Linked DNA regions of Homo sapiens: region 2 is linked to region 1. The links are chromatin loops, found by intact Hi-C in ENCODE. Cell type or tissue: CD14-positive monocyte. All regions are shown on one strand. Each heading gives the region's core, and the rest is flanking DNA. Links, peaks and the distances in the headings are about the cores only. Region 1 has its middle 14 kb from the start of LINC02812. Region 2 holds the start of LOC105378726 (a long non-coding RNA gene).

What was found. A loop is a pair of places that touch in the nucleus more often than their neighbours do. Peaks named below come from ENCODE experiments on the same cell type or tissue, not always from the same donor. Only the 100,000 strongest peaks of a DNase experiment are listed, where the experiment ranks them.
Region 2: a loop joins it to region 1, with 3 times the contacts of the local background. A loop is called at or near these places in 9 of 110 quality-filtered maps.

The regions. Positions count from the first base shown.
Region 1 is chr1:53,377,900-53,387,361 of GRCh38, forward strand. No RefSeq gene overlaps it. Among named protein-coding and RNA genes, the nearest start is that of LINC02812, 14 kb to the left of the region's middle. In CD14-positive monocyte, for the core only: no CTCF peak of the experiment used is centred there; no DNase peak of the experiment used is centred there.
Region 2 is chr1:53,283,620-53,299,150 of GRCh38, forward strand. It overlaps LRP8 (LDL receptor related protein 8), which reads right to left. Exons shown (of 19, transcript NM_004631.5): 3 at 5,948-6,070. LOC105378726 (a long non-coding RNA gene) reads left to right here and starts at 6,893. Exons shown (of 6, transcript XR_007066090.1): 1 at 6,893-6,986; 2 at 7,294-7,403; 3 at 7,513-15,531. RefSeq lists enhancers at 10,932-11,473, 11,474-12,014. In CD14-positive monocyte, for the core only: no CTCF peak of the experiment used is centred there; no DNase peak of the experiment used is centred there; H3K27ac peaks cover 4,288 bases.

The DNA.
Region 1 (9,462 bases), core at 1-8,000:
AAAATACAAAAATTAGCCAGATGTGGTGGTGCGTGCCTGTAATCCCAGCTACCAGGGAGGCTGAAGTGGAAGAATTCCTTGAAGTGGGAGGCAGAGTTTGCAGTGAGCCAAGATCATGCCACTGCACTCCAGCCTGGGCGACAGAGTGAGACTTTGTCTCAAAAAAAAAAAAAAAAAAAAAAAAAACTGCTGGGAAGGAATGCTGCCCACGGGCTGGGCTAGCCTAGACCCTGAGACCCTGAGCAGCTCTACAGCCTGGAAGGACCCAGCACTCAGTCCCCAGTCCCCAGCACCCCTTGCAGTCAGGGCATCCTTCCCCAGGTGCCTCGGCTCTAGTGGCCGAGTCCAGAGCCCTGCTTCCAACACTCCTCAGGGCCATCTCTGTCCCTAACAGTACACCGTGCTGTGTGCAGCTCAGGGGATACGAGGGTGGGCCTGGTCCTAGTGACCTTGAGTGCCAAGTTAAGGGTTTCAGACTGGATGTGGCAGAACAAGGCAGGAGGCAGGCAGGATTTAGGTAGGCCTGCTGAGGGTCTAAATAGGTTTGGGAAGGATTTAAGGAAATTCTTAGCTTCTCTAGTGTGGATGAGCAATGGGTTACTGAGGGGAGCAGGAAATGTTACCTTTGAGGCTGACATCAGGGAGACCAAATTTGAGCCCTCTCAAATCCCTGCCTTGATGTTTTCTGTGCCATAAATAGGATCTATTCAAACATCCTTCCACCTATTCATTCCACCCATCCATCCACCCACCCACCACATACAGAGTCTATCCTCTGTGTTCAGCAGGGGACTCTATGGACCTTGGCCTGAGGATGGCTTATTGAGGCCACAGAAGGCAAGTCTATCATCCTGTGTCTGGACACTACCCATGATAATAACTGCTGTGTTTAAGGGCCACTGGATGCCATGAGCTGTGTTACGGGTCGCATATATATTCTCAGCACGGGCTCCCACAACGATCCCATGAAGCAGAGCTGGTAGCCCATTTACAAATGAGGGCCCTGAGGCTGAGAGAGTTTAAATGCCTCATGCAAAGTCCTGCCATTCATAAGTGGCAGGATTAGGACTTGAATCCAAGTCCATGTGACTCCAAAGTCTCTCAACTCCTTCTAATGCCTAAAATGTGATGGGGCTTTAGAGGGAAGGGGTATGGATCTGGGCACTTGTGCTTGTAGATTTGATGCGTAACATACAGGCCACGTGTCCAGTGCCTGCTCTGCCAGATTCAACCACTTGTTGAGTCCCCCTGCAGGGTTACGGGTGGGGACTCAGGGCTCCTGGTGGGTGCAGATGATCCATGAGAACCAAATCTGGAAAAAGACTCCTGGCATATTGTAGCGTGAAGTGGTTCTTCAAGTGGCCAGATTTAGTGTTCCCAGGTTGGAGAGAAGCAGACACCATGCATTAAAAATGACAGTGGGCAGTGTAAATTATCAGGCACAGTGCTTAGGTTTATGGACTTTGTCCATAATTCTTGCTCGGTCCAGTGTGATCAGAAATGAAATACGTCCAGGCCGGGCCTGTTACTGTGTGTGGGCCTGGCGTCTTCCGGCTTATGTATCCTTCCTAATCCACTTGGTAATTTATGGGGTCCGCCAAAAAGCCACCTGCCACAATGCCTCTTGGATTTCTTCAGCTGAGGATCATGCCTCCTCCCTTGCCATTAGGGCGCAGAAGGCAGAGACAGCAAAAGTTCTTCTGTTGAAGGTGCAGGGAGGCAGGTTGGAGCTGCACACAGTAAATTCTGGCATGACCCTTCTGTGGTCAGATCCCTCTGAGAACAACTCAGGAGATTAACTCACAGTGACCTTCAGTGCCTCTGAGCCTGTCAGTCTCCACTCCCCCATCCAAGACTGGACTTGATGATGCAAATGCCAACTCCAGTTGCCGGGTACGGCTGCCTGGAACAGAGAACTGACATTGATTCAGAGGAGCCTCGGCTTCATGAGAAAGATGCTTGTTTGATTAGTAATGTCTGCCATGGTCTTGAGATGCAGGGAGTGATGCTACACACACCATGTGCTTGCTGTCCCTAATAGAGTCCCCCAAGGGCCTTTTAGCTCTGACATCGTGGCCTCTGTTGTGCCCTGTCTGTATAATGGAGGTGATAATTGATATTCCCTATTTGTAAACCTGGGGGTTAGACCAGGAGAATCAAGGTCTTCCTCTGTGCTCCTGCAGCATTTTGTCCATGCCACTGTAAGCCAGTACGTGCGCATGCTAGCCTGGGGTACTCTGAAGGCTGGCATCTGATTTATCTCTGGGTCCCTGGCAGCCAGCACAGACATACGCACAGAGTGAGCTCTAGTGAATGTTGATGAATGGATGGATAGATGGGTGACTATATGGAAAAATGCATGAACGAATGGATGGGTGGAAGGATGGATGAATGCATTGCAGCCTCACAGGGTGGTGGTGGAGATTGACCCCATGCTGTTAAACGTCTGGGGAATGGGGAGGCAAATGGAATGTGAAAGATAAGATGTCAGGGTGCTGAACAGGAGGAACAAGGACATGAGGCTGGAATGTGGAGGGAGTGTGTGGGGGCCTGAACCCTGTCCAGGAGATAAGCTTGCCTAGGCTTCAAAAGAGGGCTGGCTGCGGGTGGGGGCTGCCTCCAGCAGAAGGCACAGGGAACAGGGCACCAGCACTGGTGATATTGGTTTTGTTTAGCAAACTATGACTGTCCTTGTTGCTTTCTCTGATGATCTACGTAATGAATTTTCCTGATAAAAACATTCACGCAGAACAGCGCAATTACACAGAGCAAACAAAAATCACTCCAGATCCCACCACTGTGAGGGAATCACTGGTAAGACTTGGGTGAACCTTTTTCAGAGACTTCTCTATGCACCTAAACATGTATGCACGTGCATATATATTATACAAATACAAAGCTGCAAAAATGAGGCACTCCTTTATGTGCTGGGCTGTAACCTAATTTTGTCATTCAACGGCATGTTAAGAATGTATTCATCTGTATCATCATTTTAAAGGTGAAGAAATTCAGCTCAGAGATGGGAGGCCATTCACCCACATATCTACCCTGTGGATTTTCTCTCCCTCCCCCAGCCCCTTCCTTCCTTCCTTCCTTCCTTCTTTCCTTCCTTCCTCCCTCCCTCCCTCTCGCCCTTCCTCCCTCCCTCCCTTCCTTCCTTCCTTCCTTCCCTCTTCTACTTCTTCCCTTCCCTCCTTCTTAAAGGAATAAGTTCACTGGAAGCACAGAAACAAAGAACTGTAAGTCTTACCATAGAGTATGTAAATGGATGACATTTTTTGTTTGTTTGTTTGTTTAGAGACAAAGTCTTGCTCTGTCACGCGGGCTGGAGTGTCATGGCACGATTTTGGCTCACTGCAGCCTGGACCTTCCAGGCTCGAGTGACCCTTCCACCTCAGCCTCCTGAGTAGCTGGGACTACAGGCATGCCCCACCACATCCAGCTACTTTTTTTGTAGAGACAAGGTCTCACTATGTTGCCCAGGTTGGTCTCAAACTCCTGGACTCAAGCGAATGGATGACTTTTAAATGCTGTTTTCATTTGACTCCGTACTCCAAAAGCAGTCAGAATGAAATATGTAGTGCTGCTGTGCTGTTACGCGTAGATCTGTGTCTTTTCTCTTCTTCTGAAGAGCCCAAATTGCTTAATTAAAAGTGCAACAGTGCATCCCTGGGACTTGGGGGTGGCAAGTGTGATGCAGCAGGGCTTGAAATGTGCTTTGCTGTGAGGCTTGTTCTGTGTCTCTGCTGTTGCTGGGGAAAGAAGATGTCCTGGATGGCCTGCTGGTCTCAGGATGAGGATGAGAGACATGGAATGCAGAGCTACTCCAGCCAACCCACAAATTTGGGAGTGAGAAAAAAATGTTTATTGATTTGCACCACTGAGATTTTGAAGTTGTTTGTTCTGCTGCAATAGTTGACTGATAGATTGAGAATGGACCACTAAGTAACTCAAGCTCTCTGGTCTCAATTCCCTCATCTGAAAAATAGGGATAGTAATGACCTAACTACCGGGCCATTGTATGAGTCAAATGGATGACTAACTGCACAGTTGGTAGTAAGCACTCGATACCAACTCTTATTAGTGCCTGACCTTCGCGTGATGTTTTTCAAATCACATAACCCACTACTGAACCCAGAAATCGACTTAGTGCATCACCACTAGGGTTTTCTTTTGATATGATAGACTAGAAATTGATCACAATACTTTGCAATTAGGAAGGGTAAATATTGTTTTGTGGGACTGTTGTTTCAAGGTGTGTGTATAAAACAAATTCCTTTCTGTGTGTCACAGTTAAAAAAATTGACAAGCCTCTGCTGAGCGTGGTTGGACTGTTTCCTTCCTGGTTGTTGGTCCTTGGCCAGGAGACAGGAGCAGAGGTGGGGTGGGAGTTGGGGAGGGACACCAAGGGAAAGTATTAGGATCGTCATTTTCAACGAATATTTATTGAGCTCCTCCCAAGTGAGACAGTGTCACATCTGGCACAGAGTTTGCACTCAATGAACAGCAGCCATTAGTTATTAATATCATTATGATTGTGCTGTTCCCAGTGTCTAATTTTCATCTCATTCATTTATTCATTTGCTATTCAACAAACGTTGCCTGAGTACAGAGTGATGGGGACATAAAGATGACCCAGGTGTAGCCCCTGATGCTGCCCAGAGGCTGGTTTTTGTGTTGATTGACTTGTGTCCACCCTAGTGAGGGGTTAAGAGCTCCAAATCTGGAGCCAGACGGCCTGAATCTGAATCCCAACTCCTCTACTAACCATCTGTGTAACCTCGGCCTCATCCATAAAGTGCAGACATTAGTAATGAGGTTGCTGGGTGTGTTAAATACTCACTTAGGCAAAGCACACAGAATGCTGTCTGGCCCACAGGATGCACACAGTGAGGGTCTGTTGGCTGTTATCACTGCTGCCAAGGTTCAAGCGTGTGACTTCGAAAGAACCCAGGAGACACATGGAGCCCAGGATGGTAGCACACTTCATCTCAAGTGCTGGTGGCCTGGAGTGCTGTGTTGAGAAGGATTCTGCGATCGGATCTGGGCTCAGTAAATAAAGCCCTGAGTAATTAGGGATGTTGGCATGAGCAAGGAAGCGAGAACGGGGGTGCACGTTTCACCTACTTGCCATCCCTGATCCAGCCCAAGCTTCTGCCTTTACAGATAGGGAACTGAGGCCTCAAGAGGGGAAGGGGCATGCCCGGGTCACAGCTGGCATTCTTCTGGGATGGGACTCCTGACTTCATCCAGGGCTCCTGCTGATGATTCTTCCACCGTGGGAGAACGAGAGGAGCAAGAAAGCATTTTCCAAGGCACTGTTGGAGCCTCTCCCCCTTGGCACCCACTCCTCTAGGAGTTCAGTAGCTTGCACCAGGCTTAATTGAGCTAGGGAACATTTGAGGCAAAATATGGCCCTGCGGAGAGCAGCCGCTTGAATGGCACTTTTTGGGATGATGAATGTACTTGTTTGGATTTGAATGAGGCAGAATCAGCAGATACGGTATTGCACTGGAAACCGATGGGGTGGAGAACTCTCCTTTTTTCCCTTGAAAAAGCATGATTTTTTATATTGCAATTAAACAGCCCTTTGGGCTGATTTTGCTTCTCTACTGCTGACATCGAAAAATGCCAAACAAAGATAGCGGCTCGCTCTCCTTGAGATGCACCTCCAGAGATGGGGAAGCAGCTGCTGTGTCTCTTGGGAAAATGGGGTGAGAGATGCCAGCTCTGGGGTCAAGGGCTGCCGACACCCTCTTGGGAAATGTGGCTTCCCAGGCTGTATGCACATGACCTCCAGGCATTTGGGGGACCCCAGCCCAGCTTTTCCCATGAAGGATCACCAGCCCATGCCACAAGTTAGCTCTTCTACCCTGGAGCCCATGAATGACCCTATTTGCTAAGGACCCCAAAGACTGTGTATCTGAGATTCCCCACTGGGAGCCTAAGGTTTTGAGGGCTGGACCTGGCAAATGGTCCTGATTAGGGGTCACTTCAGTCCTGTGGGGGCACTTGAGGCTATTGAGTGCCCAATATCTGAGTCCCCTTCCATCTGCGGAGGCATTTCAAAAGAGTTGAGATGCAGGGCCATACCTCCCACTGTAGAAATTGAGGCAGAACAGGTGCTCTCCTTTTGGCCGGGTGCAGTGGCTCACACCTGTAATTCCAGCACTTTGGGAGGTCAAGGCAGGCGGATCACTTGAGGCCAGGAGTTCGAGACCAACCTGGCCAACATGGTGAAACCCCATCTGTACACAAAATACAAAAATTAGCTGGGCTTGGTGGTGCATGCCTGTAATCCTAGCTACTCGGGAGGCTGAGGCATGAGAAATGCTTGAACCTGGGAGGTGGAGGTTGCAGTGAGCCAAGATCGTGCCACTGCACTCCAGCCTGGGTGACAGTACGAGACTCTGTCTCAAAAACAAAAACACAAAACAGAACAAGTGGTCTCCCCTCTTCTCCCTGAAATCTGGGACATGGGTTCAGCTGGGAACCATGCTGGGACCTTGGCTCCGGAAGAAAGGACCATATGAGGTGATGGCAAGAAAGTAAACCGTGGAGGTTAAGAACATGGGCTCCAGAATGAGCCAGCGGGTGGAATCCTGGCTTTCCCACTTACCGGCTGGAATCTTGGCCAACTTGTTTTGCCTTTTATGCCTCAGTTCCCTCATCTATAAAATGAGTTAAAACAGAAGAAGCCTTTAGCACATGCCTGGGCCCCATGAGGGTTCTGCAAAGATCACTTGTTGCCGTTATTTGTGATGGTGACAATGGCAGTCTCGCAGAGGGAGCCGAGTCTTCTGTGTGACTTGCTGCCATGGTGCGGGGCTGCCAGGCAGGGCCACCATAAGTGGCTGGTTCAAAGGTACAGTGGTGGCTGAGTCCTCAGTGGCCTGGCCACCCTTGGCTCAAACCAATATCCTTTCAACTGGAAGCACTTTCCCTGCTTAAGTTGGTTACGTCTGCTTTTGTGGCCCTTAACCAAGGACCCTAACTGGTCCACACCGTAATTAATCCACAGCATGGTTTAGAGGAAGCTTCAGAATCAATTTGTGTGGTCAGGGCTGCCTTGGATTAAGAATGCAATATCCGTTATCTGCTTGATCCTTCACAACCCCCAGGAGGGACACAGCACCTTCTGTTTTCCACTTGCTCAGTTAGTACTTGTAGATTCACAAATGAGATAAGAGACAAGAGGACTTGCAGTCAATTAAAATAACTTTGCCACCAGCTGAGTATAACAGAATCCTTAGCAGACCTCAGTTCAAATCCTGTCTCCATCACTTTCTTTGGATGAATTACCCCCCGCTCCCCGGTCTTGGTTTCCTTATTGGTAAAGTTAGAAGAATGATAACCAGAGAATTCCAGAAGAGAATACTGTAATGCAACATGCTGGCAATGTTGGTGGGCAGGACAGTGACTGATCTCACTAAAGAATTTGTGGTTCTTTCAGAGGTCGGGGCAGGAAAAGGGCACTGGGACTTGGGGGCAGGGGTGTGGGCCTGAGGGCAGGAGAGACCTGTGCTGGGCAGAGGGCCTACTCCACTCCCTCCAGGACGGAAGCGTGGCCTCTGTGTCACTCTTGGCTTTCAGTATGCTCAGACACTCCGTGGTCAGTCCCAGGACTGAAGTGTTCCTTGGGGCTTGGCACCTGTAGGCTATCTCAGCCACCCGGCTCCCTTGGGCTTCTTGCAGAGAGAAGGGTGAATGGGCTTCTATTAGCCAAGCAAATCCCAGTGGTTAGAAGAAATGGTTCCAGCATAGTCAGACTGTCCAGATTAGAATCCCAGCAGCACCACCAACTTGCTGTGTGCCCTTGATCAAGTTAATTCACCTCTCTGAGCCCTAATTTCCCTATCTGTCCCTCACAGGGTTTTTGCGAGGATTAAGCATTTAACGCCAAGCCTCCTCCAGATCTCTCCCAGAGCTGGAGGAAAGGAAGCTCAGTTGGAGCAGGAGTGCAGCTAACAACAGGACTTGGCTTGCTCTGGGCTCAAGAGAGAGGCCTTGTTGAGGTTCACCAGTATCTGGAGCAAACCACAGTCTGGCTCCAGTGCTCAAGATGGTGCCTGATACAAAGACAGTAAGGGCTCCTCAAGTGGGAGCTGTAGTTATTACGATTTTGGGCACAGGCCCTCATTCAGAAAGTGGAGGAGTTTAATTACAGGCAAATTGTGAATAATGTGATTCTTTCATTCCTGTAACTGTGACTTTGAGACACCTGCTCCATTCAAGAAAAAAATAGGTTTAAATTGAAAAACGCTTCTTCTGCAGTCCTTAATCACCACCTCATTGAAGTGCGTGGTACAAAACGTCTTCTGCTGAGGAAGTCTGAGAGTGACAGGAAGAGCGTGAGAGGGAGGACAGAGCCCCTGCGTGGGGAGGGCCGACCTCCTTTGACTTGGCTGGAAGGGGGACTATCCTGACATGGAGCAAGATCGATGACACTTGGCCCCAGCCTTGACAGAGCATTTCACATTCCTCTAAGTGACATCTATGAAAAGTTTAAAAGCATAAAAAGCATAAAAATGCTTATTTGAAAATGTTGAGTGAGAAGAGCAGGATATAAAATTAGATGGCCAGATGATCACAACTATCTAAAAACAAACGTAATCTCCTTCCCAAGATGGAATAGCAGGGGCCAGATTAACCTTCCCAGATGAAACAACAAGCCAGACAAAATACAGGAAACAATGAATTTCAGACATTGAGGACCAGGCAGCTCAGACAGTGGCCCCCGAGGGAGGAGACTCAAAGGCGAGCATGTTGGATTGCCCAGCTGCCAGCCTGGGGAGAGGCTGCAGGGCAGGAGGGCACCAAGGTGGAGCCTACCCTCCCTGAGTTGAAGAAACAGAGTGAAAGTCCAGGGAGCCATGGCGCTAGCTTTCAGAGGGCAGAGGATCCAAGAAGGGAAAGCTGCCCACAGAGAAAGTTCCGGCAATTTGCAGATGGCCTCCCTTGTGCCTTCAGCTGAGCACTGATCAATGCCTGTGTGAGAGGAGATTACCTAAGGCTGCAGAAAAGCCACCAGAAAGGAGCGCGGGAGTGACGCCTGGACTCACACAAGATAGGGAATGGTTTGTCACAATAGTCATAGATACAAAATTCTTAACCAAATGTTATCCAGTGGAATCCAACAATATATTGAAAGGTTGATACATCATGGCCAAGTGGAGTTTATCCACTTGGAGTGTAAGGAGTGTAAGGTTGGTTTAATATTTAAAAACCAATCAGTGTAATTCAGCATATTAATAGACTAAAAAAAGAAAAATATATGATCATCTTAATAAATGAAAAATATTTTTTATACAATCTGGTCTCCATTTATAACAAAAATTGTTCTCAGCAAACTAAGGATGGGAGGAAATTTTCTCAACCTGATAAAAGGCATCTACAAAAATTATTCAGCTAGTGTCATTATTAATCATTAATGGTGAAAGATTGAATGCTTTCCTCCTACAA
Region 2 (15,531 bases), core at 4,541-12,540, 90 kb before region 1:
GCCACTTACTTACTTACTACATACCCGGGCCACTTACTTACTACATACCCGGGCCACTTACTTACTACATACCCGGGCCACTTACTTACTTACTACATACCCGGGCCACTTACTTACTACATACCCGGGCCTTACCTACTACATACCCGGGCCGCTTACTTACCTACTACATACCCGGGCCGCTTACTTACCTACTACATACCCGGGCCGCTTACTTACCTACTACATACCCGGGCCGCTTACTTACCTACTACATACCCGGGCCGCTTACTTACCTACTACATACCCGGGCCGCTTACTTACCTACTACATACCCGGGCCGCTTACTTACCTACTACATACCCGGGCCGCTTACTTACCTACTACATACCCGGGCCGCTTACTTACCTACTACATACCCGGGCCGCTTACTTACCTACTACATACCCGGGCCGCTTACTTACCTACTACATACCCGGGCCGCTTACTTACCTACTACATACCCGGGCCGCTTACTTACCTACTACATACCCGGGCCGCTTACTTACCTACTACATACCCGGGCCGCTTACTTACCTACTACATACCCGGGCCGCTTACTTACCTACTACATACCCGGGCCACTTACCTACTACATACCCGGGCCACTTACTTACTACATACCCGGGCCACTTACTTACTACATACCTGGGCCACTTACTTACTACATACCTGGGCCACTTACTGCACTACAGCAGGGCAGCAGTCCTGCACGTAAGCACTCCATTTTATAGATGAGGAAACTGAGGCTCAGAGAGACCAAGTAACTAGCCCAAAGATGCACAGCAGGCGAGAGACCGAGCCTGGGTTCCTATGACTAGAGCCTTGCCCTTCCATCAAATCCTGCATGCTCCAGAACCATCCCCAAACTCTCCTCACAAAAGCCCAGGTGACAGAAAGGGCCCTTGGCTGTACGCTCCACCTCCAGGGTGGACCTCCAGGTTCTACAGACCCCAGTGCAGCAAGCGGCTGCTTGAACTTTTAATGAATATTTATATAGTTAATTGCATAACCTTTCAGCAAGGACAATGATTAAACAATCTGTCTGCTTCCTTTCTTTATAATTAATAAGACATTTGCTGTGTCCCTAAATAGACAGCTCTAATTATAGGTTCTCAAGGATTCAGCAGTGCCTGATAACAGCCCTCCACCCTCAAAGAGCCAAGGCTCTTGGAATGCCAGGACTTGAGAGATCTCAGAGGTCACACTGATGAACATCCCTTGGAGTGGCAGGAGACCAAGGCCCAGAGAGCAAAAGGGACCTGCCTAGGGTCACACAGCTACTGGCAGTTGGGTATTCCAATTCCTGTCTCTCCTGGAACCTCACTGTCTCTCCTGTGATGTAGCTTTCCCCCAAAGGTAGGACTTGAGCCTGGCTCGCAGGGTCCCAGGTCAGGCCTCTCTACTCCACAGTCCTGGGAAGTTGGTCTGGGTAATGACTGACACATGGTATCACCCTATGAAGTGGATATTCTTACCTCCATTTTATGAATGAAGAAAGTAAAGCCCAGAAAGAGTAAGTTGTTTGTTCAAAGGCTAGTGGTGAGAGGCAGATCTGGACTTCCATCCCAGGTCCAAACACAGTGCTTAACTTACTGCACCTAACCACTGCACAAGAGAATCAAGCAGACCCTGTTGGTCTCCCTGGCACCACTGGCCCAGAGAGAGGTCACTGGAGGAAGGGGACTCACTGAGCCTTTGGGCAGGTTCTGCACGATGGCCATCTGATGTCCACTCTCAGGATAACTGAAGCCCAAGGGCCCCCAGCAGCATGATGTAGGAGAAAGAGCCTGGGTTTTAGAGTCAGACAGACCTGGATCCAAGTTTCATTTACTAAAACTAAGGTCCTTAGGCAACTACTGAACCTCTCTGCACTCTGGCTCCCCTCATCTGAAAATGGGGTTGAATAATCTCCTAGGGTTGGTGGATGGCTTAAAAGGGGAACCATATGGAAATCCCTACACTCAGAGCCTGGAACAAACTAGGAGCTCAGAAAACACTTGCCCTTGTTTTATTTCATGAAGTGCAAATGCCAATGGCTGGGGACGTGCCTGTTGTCACCACTGGGGAATGCACATTATAAGTCCACATGGTCCACCGCGATGCAGACCCCATCCCAGGACAGCCACTCCCTCTGTGACAGATGCCCCCGGAGGGGACCATATGCCTTTGGCCTGCTCTCCAAGTACCCTAGGTTCTGAGAGGCAGGAGTGAAGAATCCCACTGTCTCTCAGACAACAGGAACCCTCCAAAGCTGGCAAGGGGGCTTTTCATGAAACTCTGTATCCTGGAGTGGCTCACGGCATTTAAAGGCATTTAAATTCCCAGAGAATCCTGCCCCAGAAATTCAAATCCATTGGTACTTTCTCCAATTCATAAATTCACAAATTAACGAAAAGGGCAATGTCTGTTAAAGAATGAAAGTACTTGGCGGCTGCCCATTGAGGGAACGCATCTACAGTGTCAACCCACGTGAGTTTCAGGGGCAGATAACCTCCAAATGGGGACTGCCAGCTCTAAGGGACCAGAGGCTCCGGTGGTGAGAACTGCCAGTGTCACTCAATCCACAGGAAGCACAGCATGGGGCCACCCAAGGTGCAGAAGGGGGAGTTACACCAAGTTCCTTCAGTCAAGGCCAGGCAAAATGCTGCTAGCTGGGTCAGTCCCTAACTTACTGAGTGAGCTCAGAAAATCTCTGGGCCTCCATTTTCTGATCTATAATAGCAAGATGAGCCTGGTTAATCAGAGAGGCCCCCCTCCCAGGTGGAAAGGTTCTAAGATGCATGAAAAAGCCTCCATATTCAAATAAATAGCATCCAGAACTATAACTCACCTTGAACCATCCTCCCCTCCCCCACCCTCACCCCTCCCAACAGAAGCCTGAAGGTGGGTCAGAAGCCGTCCCCAATCAAGTGAGCTATAATTAGAGCTGAAATGCTATTGCCATTAGGCAAATGTTCTGGGCTTTTCCATTGTGACTCCTGGCTACATTTGATAGGTACAGAACACAGAACCAGAGGGAAACAGAGCTGGGAGAAACCCCAGCCAGCTAGGGACAGACAACATAATCGGGGAAAACACAAGAATTGGGACCTTCTCTCAAATCCCTTTCCCGCTCAATGCAACTCCCTTCACTGACACTATTTTAACACTGTAAGAATCTAACATCTTAATATCTAACACACTGTTGTGTTGGGGAGAGGGGGCTTGCAGCCAAAATATAATAATACAAATAACACTGCCATTTACTCCAGCGATGATACTTGCATTCTTTCATTTGATTCTCACAATCCCTCTAAGGCAGGTACCATTACCACATTTTACAGATGAGTAAACTGAGGTTCAGGATGACTGGGCAGCTTGCCCGAGGTCTAACAGGTTAAAAGACCTGAACCCAACTATATCCAATCCCAAACTCACTACACTTTACTGCCTATAATCTTTCTTTTAGGGGTAGGGAATGGGGCTCCATCCTGGGAGCTGGCATAGCCCCAGGAACCTGGTGGGCCGTGGAGGTTGCTATGGCAACACCAATTAAATGGATAGCAGGTTGGCTGCTAGGTTCTCATTCAGTTGGGAAGCAGTGAGCAAGCCTGCTATCAGGTCCTGCTGCCCCAAATTCTGCCTGACCCTGACCAGAGCTCCCACTCTAGCCAACTTCCTCCAGGCAGTCTTCCGCCTTGCCTACACCGACCAATGTAACACAGGAAGTGGGTATCATGGCTCTTGCACCCCAGCTAGCACAAGCAAGGGGGAAAGGGGGTCTCAGAATACTAAGAGTTTAGGAATCTAGGAATGGAGAAGATTCTGGAATTCCGGAGTGTTACTGATCAGGGCCCAGAGGGAGGTGGGAAGATATGCAGGGCTTCACAGTGAGTAGCTGGAAGAGCCCACAGGAGAGCTGGGCTTCTGTCTCCTGGGGTGCTGCCTTGGCTACTGCTCCCATAGACGCCTTATGAAACCTCAGAGAGCTCGAAGAGCCTTTTTTCATAAAAGGGAGACCTGCCATGGATAAGCTGTGTGTTTTTGAAGGAAGTCTATCAACTTCTCTGGGCCTCCTGTTGTCCCTCAACTGTGAAAAGCGGGCCTGGGAGGCAGGAGGAATGAGGCAGGAGGGCCCCTGCCCAGCCCAGGGGATGGGAAGGCAGCAGGTGCTGGGATGGGCAAGAGGGAAAAAGACAGAGGGACACATGAGTAGGGCAGTGAGAAGAGATGGTGAGAGGGAGGGTGAGGATAGGAGATGAGCAGGGAAGGGAGGCAGCCCAAGAGGGCAGGGGTGGGCGGGACCCCGAAGGGGACAGAATGGAAGATGAAAAGGGACATCCACACAAAGAGATAGAGACGGGGGTGGGGGTGGGGCAGGGGGAGAAGGGGAGCCTAGCCCTCAGGTAGCAAGGCAGCCCCCTCTGATAACCACGATGAGGCTCCTCTCCCTTCCCTTTCTGCCCCCATTGTCGGAGTATCTGCTGGAGTGAGGTACGGATGGAGGAGCTGGCTGACTGCAGTGAGGGAAAAGCTCCCTGTGGCCACAAACCCTCCCCAAGCACACACTCCAGGCTGCACACGACTCTGCCTCTTGTTAGCTGGGCAGCCTTGGGCAAGGGGGAGAACTGACTCCAGCCTCAGTTTCTTTCTCTCTACATGGGGATCCTCCTCCTTCCTTAGGTTGCCAAGAGGATGAAAGTCACAAGTGGGCGTGGCAGGGCTTTGTTCCTTCTGAAGCTCAGGACAAAGCACTGGGCTTCCCTCCTGCCTGGGAGCCTTCAGGACGGCATGGAGTTTGGCCACGTGGTGGGTAAGGAAAGGATGGGGCCTGCGGCATGGCTGGGGAGGCCAGGAGCAGCTGTACGAGGAAATGAGGGCTCCTTGTCTCGGGTGGGGGCCGCTCTTGCTCTGTTCTCTCTCTCTCCCTTTCTCTTTCTCTTATGTGGAGACTGGTAGCTCTGTTGCTAGGAGACAAGGAAACCCAGTTATCACCAGCCACGGCGTTAGATGGGACTCCGGTCTCCATTGTCCCCACCTCTGCCTCTGGGACGACTGTTACCCCTAAACAGGGGCTCCTGGGTCCCCGCCAGCCCCACTATCCTCCACATGCTTTTGCCTGAGCCTTTTGTCTCGGGCTCACGCTGCTGAAGCTCTGCCTCTGGACTGCTGGGTCCTTCCCCGCCCCCTTCTCATCTCCTTTTTAATTTAACAAATGTCACAGAATGACCTGCCGGGTGTAAGTTTGCTTTGAGGATTAGGGCCTGGAAAATAAATCATGGAGAGACAAAGCCCTGAGTGTAGGGGGCAGGCCTGGGGCTCAGCTCTGGCCTCTACCTCCCCCTGCCTGCCTCTGCTACCACCCAGCTGGCCATGGAGGCAGGAGCTCCTAGGCTCAGCCCACCCAGGGTAGAGGAACGGGCCAGAGCCTCAAAGTCTTGGCTGGGTAGCCTTGGGCAAGTCACTCAACCTCTTTGAGCTTCAGTGTTCTCCGTTACAAAACTCAGAAAATGACAGTATCTGCTTCATGAGGCTGCTGTGGTTATCAAAGGCATTAATGCACACAGAGAGCTTAGCACACGATAAAGGCTTAAGAAGCACCAGCTGCCACTGGCACTCCTGGAATTATGGTCGGGGTCCTCAAGAACAGCAGCAGGGAGGCCTGGAGGACACGCTAGGGCTCCTTCTGGGCAGAAGGGCTTGACAGGGCTGTTTCTAGCTCCTGCTGCCACAGAAACAGGGTCCAACCTACAAGAGGGCTGTGAAGAAAGTCCAGAAACAGGTCAGTAGAAACCAGCAACTAAATATATCTGTTTACCAGGAGCGCCCTGAGTGCGTGGCACAGAATGTTCAACTGGTTACCTCTCCTGAGCCTCACAGCCTCTCAAGGAAGATCTGAGGAGGAAACTGAGGCCCACCCCCACCCAGACTGAGGGGCAGGACTCACTGCAAGTGGCCTCGGACTCATCGGAGCCATCAGGACACTCCTCCTCGCCGTCACACTTCCACCGTTCGTGGATGCAGTGGCCGTTGTCACAGGTGAAGTCACTGTCTGCACAGGTCTTCTTGGCTGCAGGGCAAGGAAGAGAGCGTGGTGAGCCTGGGAGCAGTCAGGAGGGTGGTGGGCCGACCAGGATGTGCTTGGTCTGCAAACCAGGCCATGGACTGCCTTGCTGACCAAGGGCAGAGGACAGGAGAGACAAGCTTCTTCATTCCTTAGGCATCTGAACACTGCGTGAAGACAGGTGACATTCTGCTCTGCCCTCCAAGTCCAAGAGCTCAAACCCAGCAAGCATGACAAGATTTATCATACCCCACCACACTCCTGCTTCCCCTCAATGTCTAGTTCCACTGCCACTGTCCCCAGGAAGCCTTCCCTGATACCCTACAGCAGCTGCCTTAGCTCCTTCAGCCAGTTCTCAGTCTCTTTACCTGCCTGTCCCACTTTCCCCAACTGGACTGGAAGTCAAAGTCCCTTCTGCAGGCGCCAGGGGAGTTTGTGATCATGAATCCTACACATAGATGATTCCTTTGTGGCAAGATGAATGACGTATTTTGTGTTCAGAGCAGTCGGAAGAGGATCTACTGGGCAAGACACCCAAATCAGTCCCTGCCCCCCGGTGCCTACAGCCTGCAGGGTGACCTCCACACTGCTCTGGGGATCTCAATCCCACTTCCTCCTCCTCCTCCTCCTCCTATCTGTGTGACCTTGAGGATGTTCCTTAATCTCTGAGCCTACATTTTCTTATCTATATAATAGGGAGAAGAAGACAAAAGGCGGTGAGGAGGAGCAACAAGAAGTCGTAATGTATGAAGAACCTGCAGCAGACTCAGGCACATGGCAGATGCTGGAGAAGTGGCAGCTACTGTTGTTTTCAGGGTTTGAGTCTTAATTAGAAGCTGAAGGAATGGGGTTCTGTGTCCACACAGGGGATGTAGCAGGCTGAGAGCTCACAGCTGGTTACGGAGCTGAGATAAGAATGCAGGTACCATCCCCAGCCCGGTTCTTTACTGCCTTCTGTGTCTTGTCCTACGAGGAACTAGAGTTTCCAGATCAATGAGAGGAAACAGAGATGGATGCCCATGTCATAAGGTGCCCCAGCTTCTTCCCAAGCAGCAGCACAGCACTGGGCGCACCTAGCAGGCCCGGGGGAGAGCAGTTGCCCTGTCAGGACTTCCATGGGGGAACTGAGGCTGCCTGGCTACCCCCAGTAGGTGGTGGGGGTGCGGGGGTGTTGGAGACCGGGAAGGGGCCTTGAGCGCTCCACCCCTGACATCCTGCACCCTCTGTAGCAGCCCTAGGCCTCTGAATTATTGGGGGCTCATCTGCATCAAATCTGCATTGAACTCACACATGCCCTGTTCCTGCTGGACCAAGCATCCAGGACCCGCTACAGAACAAGGTGAGGAAGAGAGCACTGGGCAGGGAGTCCGGAGGTCTGGATTTGAGACACTGCTGTGCTATTTTGCTCTGTATCCTCAAGCACATCATGGCCCTTTTCTGGCCTACAGCTTCTTCATCAGGAAAAGAGAGGGTGATCTGGTGAGAGATAAGCTTTCAGGTGTGGTAGTTCGAGACCAGGAGGCCCAGAAATGAAGACGGCAGGGGGGTCTCTTTTCAGCCTAAAAGAGGATACCTCAGCACAGCAGTGACTTACCCCAGGCCTTGGGGCGCTCAGACCACCAAAGTCCTCCCCTGGAATGAGCTTGGGATGGATTTAACATCAGGGGCCACTAGGATGTGGCCTCTCCCCAGGGGCTTAGAAGTCCCGTGGCCCCAGCCTGCCCCGCTCCCTCATCTTCCCCTCCTCATACTTCCCAATCTAGCCCCACCTCAACTGCCGGTGGGTCCTCATATACTCCATGCTTTTTATACCATCATACCTTGCCCAAGCTGTCTTTAGTCTGAAAGCCCCTTCCCCCACCTCTCACCTTCTTTCCATTACACACTGGGCTTAAGTATCACCTCCAGTCTTGATCAGTAGCCTCTCCTGAGCTCCTACAATCCCCTGAATGTCCTTCTAGGGCAGAGGTTGGCAAACTTTTTCTGTGAAGGGCCAGATAGTAGCTATTTAGGCTTTGAGGGCCAAATGGTCTCGGTCACACCACTCAATCCTGCCACTATGGGGCAGAAGCAGTCAGAGACATTAGATAAATGAGTGAGCATGGTTATGTTTCAATAAAACTTTATTTACAAAAAACTGGTGACAGGCCAGGCCTGTGGCCTGTATTTTGATGACCTCTGCTCTAGATCATCACTGATTGCGAGTCCAACATGGTTTGCTTTCTTCCCTGTCCCTGCAGCACAGAGACTGTCAAATTCAGCAAGAATCCAGCTTGGGGTAGGTCTCAGTGCGGGACACTGAGCTAAATGCGAGCACAGCCCCCCAGCCTCTGCTCCATACTTACAGTTCTGGGGCTTGCCTTCTCCCTGGGAAGCCACTCCCATGGACCACCTTTATTCAAATCTACCCACAGGCCCTCTGGGTGCTTCTGGGGCTGCAGGCCTGCTCCCCCTCCTCTGGGGAGCCTGGCAAGGATTTGGTGAGAGAGACTGTGTCTCTGAATCTGTTCCATGTCTGTCCTTCTCAGTGGAATCTTTGCAGTACATCTGCATTCTAAGATGAGTTTTCTTCACACTTTGCTTAGAAGAATGCCTCTGTACGTGCAGAACTAGAAGAAACCTGAGGAATCAGAGTCCACCTTCAGATGGGTAGATTGAGGCCCAGAAAGGGAAAGGGGCTGGCTGAGGGAAATACAGCATGGCAGGGATAAGAACAGCTCTCCTGCCTCTCAGCCCAGGGCTCTGGAGAGGCCCTCCCTGTTTCCTGCACTGAGAGGTCATCGTCAATGATAGATGCGAATACCACCTATTGGTAAATCATAGTCCATAATCATCTTAAAGTAAGTACCAATATGAACCACAGCACCTGGGGAATTTCCTAATGTGAACACCAGTGGTTTTCCCCCCACAAGAAGCTCAGCATCCAAAAAAAGAAACGTATATCCTAGTTTTCTCTTTTTCTCGTTCTAACACTCACTAGGTGCTTCCTCTGTGCCAGTCTCTGCCAGGTGTTTTTACCCAAGAAACCTCATGGCAGGGGGCCTGCTATGTACTCATTTGACATATGAGGAAATCCAGACCCAGAGATGTTAAGTTACATGTCCAAGGTCACAGCTGGGGGGAGCAGGGTCACAGTCTGAACCCACAGTCAGATGCCTGCTCATCTCCACCACGGCTCCCCAGTCAAACATTCAGCAGTACCAAATGTGGAAGAAAAACCTTACAGCAGGTGGGAAAGCCCTGTGCAAGCTTCAGTTCCACATTCAATGAACCTTGCTTCTGTTCTACGTTCTGCACTGAGAACACAGAATCAGCCCAGCCCAGTCTCTGGGAATTAAGAGCAAGTAGGCAAGTCTGGCAAGGATGTGTGGTCAGACAGTGCCCAAAACAGCAGGGCAGGCTTGAAGAAGGTGATGATGGGGCTCTGTTGCTGGGCACAGGACAACCAGATACCCCCCAAAAACCCTGCCCTCCCTGGGATTCTGAAAGCCTGGGGGTGATCTTGTCCTCCTCCATGTGCCAAGCCCTGGCAGGCACTGGGCAAGGAGGCCAGAGCAGCCAAAAACACCACTGCTGTCCCAAAGGGCAGCTTTGAGGTCAGCCCCGCCCAGGAAATGGCAGCTGCAGGGAGAGTGGTGTTTTTGGCAACAGATTCGGTGGTGTTTTTGGGAACAGATTTGTTCACTGGCTGGACCAGCTTGGAGATTTTCCACTCTGGCTCTGGCCTGGCACCTTTCACCCAATATCCCAGTGACTCCTCACAGCTATCTTGGTAGCTGTTGTTATTAATCCCATTGTACAGAAGAGGAAATTAAGGCTTAGAGGTAAGGGTGTTAGGTGGCAGAAGTGTGATTTCAACTGTGTGTGGCAGCTGCCAAAGCTTGATCTCTTTCCACTCAGACCCTCAGCCACCTCAGTGTTACCAGGCTAAGAATGAGGACCCCAGAGAGTCCTCAAATGTACTGAAACATCTCTCAGGTCTCCTGGAATGTGCCCAGAAGTGTGCAGCAGAATAAACCCAGGCCTGGGACGGCTTTTGCTCTGCTAATGGACAGCACTTTCAGGGTGGGGACTAGACTAAAGCACGCTGGAGGGCCCCATTGGAAGTGTGACCATATGGAAGGATCTGGAGTCAGAGTGGAGACTGACTCCTGGCATAGCCACCTCGGGGTGAACCTGGGCAAGTGGGGATGTGGCTTTCCCATGCAGCTTTGTCACAAGGACAAAAGGCAAAAAGACTCTTCTGGGGGATCCTGGTGAACACCCAGTGTCAGGCCGTTCAGTGCAATGAGCCCAATAGTCCCTCGTGAAGAGACCATATCAGCCCTGCCATGAGATGAGGGCTGTGCCGCCATTCTAAGGCTGTCAGAGAAAGCCATGCCAGACCCCTACTCTGCTGGCCTTGGCTCTGGTTCCCAGGGTGATTCCCCAGCTGGGCTCAAGGCCATGGCTCCCTGTTTCCAGGGATTTATGTCCCCCCATGCCAGTCTGCCCCTTGGACAATGCCCACCTCTGTGAGTCCCTCAGCCCAGGAGTGATACATAGTCAACCAGGGTCTGCGACATCATAATCTGGTGCCATGGCAACAGATGGGCTGCCACAAAGGACTAGGGGATTCTAGGGGCAGTGAGGAGGGGCTGACCCCAGGGTAGAGTAGGGGAGAGTGGGAAATCCAGGACAAAGGAAGTGGGAAATGCTATTTATAACAAGAACACGGGCCAAGGAAAGTGCCAGACAGTCCATGGTCTATCAAACTGCGCCCTGCCACTTGTAGGCTATGTGACCTTACACAAGTTACAGGACTCCTGTGAGCCGCACTTTCTTCGTCTGCTTCACGGGACACACAGGGTCATTGTGAGAAGCAAATAAGCTAAGGATGGCCCCAGGGCTTTATGAACTGAGAAGCAAAAAGGTGCAAGTTAGAGGTGTGTGAAGTCACAGCCCTGGCCCCAGCTGCCGTGTGTGTAACACTGGGCCCATCCGTCAAACCTTCTGAGCTTGCCTCCTCCTCATCAGGAAATGGAGGTGTGGCGCTGACTAAGTCTTAAGGCCCTCTCCACACTCAGTGTCTGTGATCCTGTGAAACTGTTAGAATCACTCAGCACTTCTTGGCTTCCCCCGCCTCCAGAGACATCCTTCCCTGAGACAGTATACATCCTTCCCATGCTGCTCCCCACCCACACGCATCGTGGAGCCCCGGTGCAGAGAGAAGGCTCCAAAATAAAGATTAGTCCGGGCTGCCCAGGGGCACTGCTCTGTGCAGCTTCCTCTTGGCAATCCGAATGTCCTGCCGTGTTGGACTCCAGGGTCTTGAGGCCCCCTACGTGGGTCTCCCATGTTACATGCCTGGAAGCCAAGGCCTAGTGAGAAGTGACTGCTCAAAGCCACAGCACATGTCTGTGGGAGGGCTGCACTTGAACCCAGGTAATGACTCCCAATCCCACTTTGTAGCCAGCAAGCCAGGCGAGGGCCACCTGACCTGGCCCAGGGGTCAGGGAAGGCTTCCCAGAGGAGGGGCACTGTGTTCAAGGAAGAGGAGTCAGCCAAGCTGTGGGAGTGAAGAGAGCAGGGAAGAGCATTCCAGGAGGAAGGATAATGGGGCTTAGGGGCATGGAGGAGCGAGCAGAGTGACCATTAGGGGCTGGGGACAAGGCAAGTGGCAAGGGACCTGGAGCTCCACCAGGCCAGGGAACAATTGACCCTGGTGGAGTTGTTCACCAAGTTGTGCACAAAGCTGCCCTGCAGAGGCCCAGCACAGGGGCCTGGCTTTCCTTGAGCTTGCCCAGGGACCCATCCAGCCTCTTGCTAAACACAGGGCTGCTCTCCAGCAGCCAAAAAAACCCAGGGCTCCAGGCTGCCAGAGCTTCCTTTGGGATTTCGTGAGGCCATGCAAGACAGAAAATCGGCCCTTAGCAGAGGAGGGGAGGGGTAGGGGGCAGGACAGAGCCCAGGGGTGGCCATGCACCAGGATATTTGGGATAGACACTTATTATTTTCCCCCTTGGAGATGCATGATGCCCACGGTTTATAAAGGCCCTGGGAAGGACTGCAGTAAAGATATCTGATTGACGGTTTCCTCCAGCCTTCCAAGCTTGTTTAACCAAGGAACTCCTTTTTCAGATGCCACATCTGTTTATTTCCCAAGAAACAAGTGGTCCAATGAACCACACCTAGGAAAACACTGCTGGGGCACAAGCCTCTCATCCTACAGATGATTAGATGAGGTGCAGAGAAGGGAGGGACTAGCCCGTGTTGACACAGCAGCCTGGTAGTTGTACTTAGCCGTCTGTCTCTGGGCCAGCCCCACTAGGCCATAAAAAATAGAACAAAGTGTTCACAGAGCATGGAGCCCAGAGTGAAGCTGCAGGGACCCCACTGGAGACCCCAATCCTCAGAGCAGGGACACGTCTAGAGAAAGGCCCTGGAAAGAACAGAGAGAATTGATACCCAGCCACCTAGGACAGGGAGATGAGGGAGCTGTCAGCCTTACAGGCTCTGACTGATCTCTGGTTTCTGTGGACAGGTCTTGGGCTCTAGAGAATGTTCTCTGAAGGCAGAGCAGCGACCCCTAAGAAAGGTGGATTCCAGCTCAACATTGTTGTTCAGCAAGCTGGGGCAGGTTCTTTCCCCTCCTAGGGCAGTTGAGAGGCTGAGAGCAAAGGTAAAGCCCCTAACTTGGAGAGCTGGGTGCACAGAAGGGACTTGGATGTTCCCACTTCCTCTCCCAGGCCTGGGCCAGCACAGGGTGGCCTGGCTCTGGCCCTAAGGCAGTTGGGCCACTTGTACCCGGGTCGGGGAGATGAAAGGGCTGCTCCCACCAACAGTTACCCTTCGACAGAGCTCGCCATGCCCCAGCGTTGCCAAGACGACCGCTTCCAGCAGAATGCAGATCCGGGGTGGGGGCAGGGGGCGTGCCAGCCCGCCCCTGGCCTACTAACCTGGCAGGCAGATTTAAATGACAGTCCAGGAAGCTACTATTAAACTGTCACCCCAGTCAACAGGATGACAGACCCAGAGTGTTCTCTGGCTGCAGCAACGACAGAGCAGTAATGAGAGGGGGAGGAGACCGTGGCCCAGAGCAACCTGCACCCCACCCGGGGGCCCTGGCCTGACGGCCGTCCCACTACCAGAGCCACCCTCTCAGGCTGTGGCGGGTCCTGGCATGGAGCTGGGGCTCAGCACAGGGCCTGGAAAACTATTTTTAAGCAGAGGAACCCTTTTCCCAAGTGAACCCCCAACATATAAGACAGATTAAAATGGAGCTGCACGGTTGGAAGTGGTGGTGGGGGTGATGCCCAGAGCCCATCGCCAGCAGATCTGGGGTCCAGCAGCACTGGATTCAAATCCTCCATCGCCAGCAGATCTGGGGTCCAGCAGCAATGGATTCAAATCCTAACCCCTCCCTGGACATGTGATGTTCCTAAAGCCCTCAGTTTAAAGATCCCGTGGGTCCATTATAACATTGCAAACAGCTTCCACATGGCTCTGCTTCTGACACTCTAGGGACCTACGGTTCTAAGGCTGTAACACTCTGATTTGCACCCTAAGCCCCTGTGACAAGACTCCATGACAGCTACCGCCAGAGTCGGAGATGTCGATAAGCTGCGGATGGCAGCCTCTGATGCCTTCCCTGAAAGGAACTGTTTATCTGAGTCCAGAAGTCCACATGCGGACAGTCTCTGACTACTCAAGGCTCGGCGGTTCCCAGAAGGCGAACGGTTCCCACAGTGTCCTGACAGTAGGGTGCAGGAGCCAGCACCCGCGTGTGGTGGGCGGGACTCGGTGCGTGGCTTTGTACTGCCCAGCGGGCTCTGGGGCTCAAGCCACCATCATCCATCAGCAGGCGACATCTAAATTCGCCCTCTCCCCCACCTTCCCATCCCACCTGGGGAGACTGAGAAGCTGCAGGTGCTGAGGAGGAGGGAGACACACGAAGGGCTCCAGCCAAAGGATTCACCCCATTCGGAATGAAGAGGCTGCAGCGGAAGGAGCACTTTTTGGTGAGGGCGGCTTTGCTTTCAAATCGGGAAGAGTTTCCCTCAAAATTTTCTGGGTTCTCTCCTCCAACCCATTCCACTAAGGAGTTACACAATTCTAACCAAGCCAGATCCTAAGACCATAAATCTATTTATTTCCCAAGAAACAAGTGGTCCAAACATGAAACAAGTGGTCCACCTTTGCCCCAAAACACCAAGGCATGAAAATGAGGTTGCAAAGATCAGGAGGCCCGAGGAAAGACAAAATGGGAGGCAGCAGCAGGGCCCCCAGCGGTGGAAGGAGTGTCACCCCTTCCCATTCTGGGCCTCAGTTTCCTCAGGTGAACACATCTCTAAGGGCCCCCTCCAGCTGACCTTCTGGATTAGTGACCCCGTCACACGGAGGGGTTGTGGATCTTGGTGCTGTTCCAAGTCCTTCCAAAGAGGTCATCTGGGGCTTCCCACAACCAAGCACCTCCTCCAGGCCCCAGTACATCCCAGCTGCTCTCAGATACTGCCGGACCCTGGCCCCACTGTCACCAAGGGAGGCCCAAGCCCTTGCTGGGGTATGTAGGCCTCCCTGTCACCACAGGGAAGAAGAGCGTCTCCGAGGGACAGACCGACAAAGGCGTCTTCCTGTCCCAGTGATTTGTGGTTGCAGGAGGTATTGAACGAGTGACAGCTGAGGGGCTGGGAGGAGGTGGGTATGGGGGAGAGGTGGGCAGGATGGGATCAGCAGGAGTCCCTGGCTGGCGCCTGCAAAGGGACCAAGCATTACGCAAGGGGTGCTGCTGAGAGCAGGCAGCACGCTGAGAAGATGACCACGTTCCTGCCCTCTCCCAGGCTCCAGCCAGCCCCACCCTGGGTTTTGGCACTGGGATTGTGGGTTCCAGAGAAACAGCTAGAAGAAAACTCATGACATTCTTAAAGTAGAAGCTTCCAGAGGCCAGAAGGCAAGGCCAGGAGACCCTTTAGGCCCTCCAGCCAGAGTCATTGCCAGGCTCCCAGCCTCACATTCCCCTTCCACTCCTACCCCAGTGGAAACGTGGCCTCCTCTGACCAGGGCACCTTCCTGGCTAACCCCAGCCAGGCCCCCTGGGGCTGATGGGTCCACAGCTCCGCCTCCCTTGGGCAGGCTGACCTTGGAGCTTGCCAAGGACCCCTGCATTCCAGGCCCTGTTCTTGCCACCAGCCCTCTGAGGGAAGGAGGGGCAGCTCTTCCGCTTCTTCTTTTGCAGTTGAGGAGAAGGTTCTAGATCTCATTCCAGCCCTGCTCTGCCACCAACACGCTGTGTGACAAGGGGCAGGCCTCTCTGGGCTCTCGGCCCCCACTAACTGTAAGTGGGAAGCTCAGGGCTCCCAGAGCAGAACTCTGCAGCCAGGGCCAAGGAGGCCAGGCCCGAGGGATTCAAGAACCCACGAGGCGCAGACACTCCTCTGGTGGAGCGAATGATTGAGTGATGACCCCTGCCTGTGTGGAGCGAATGATTG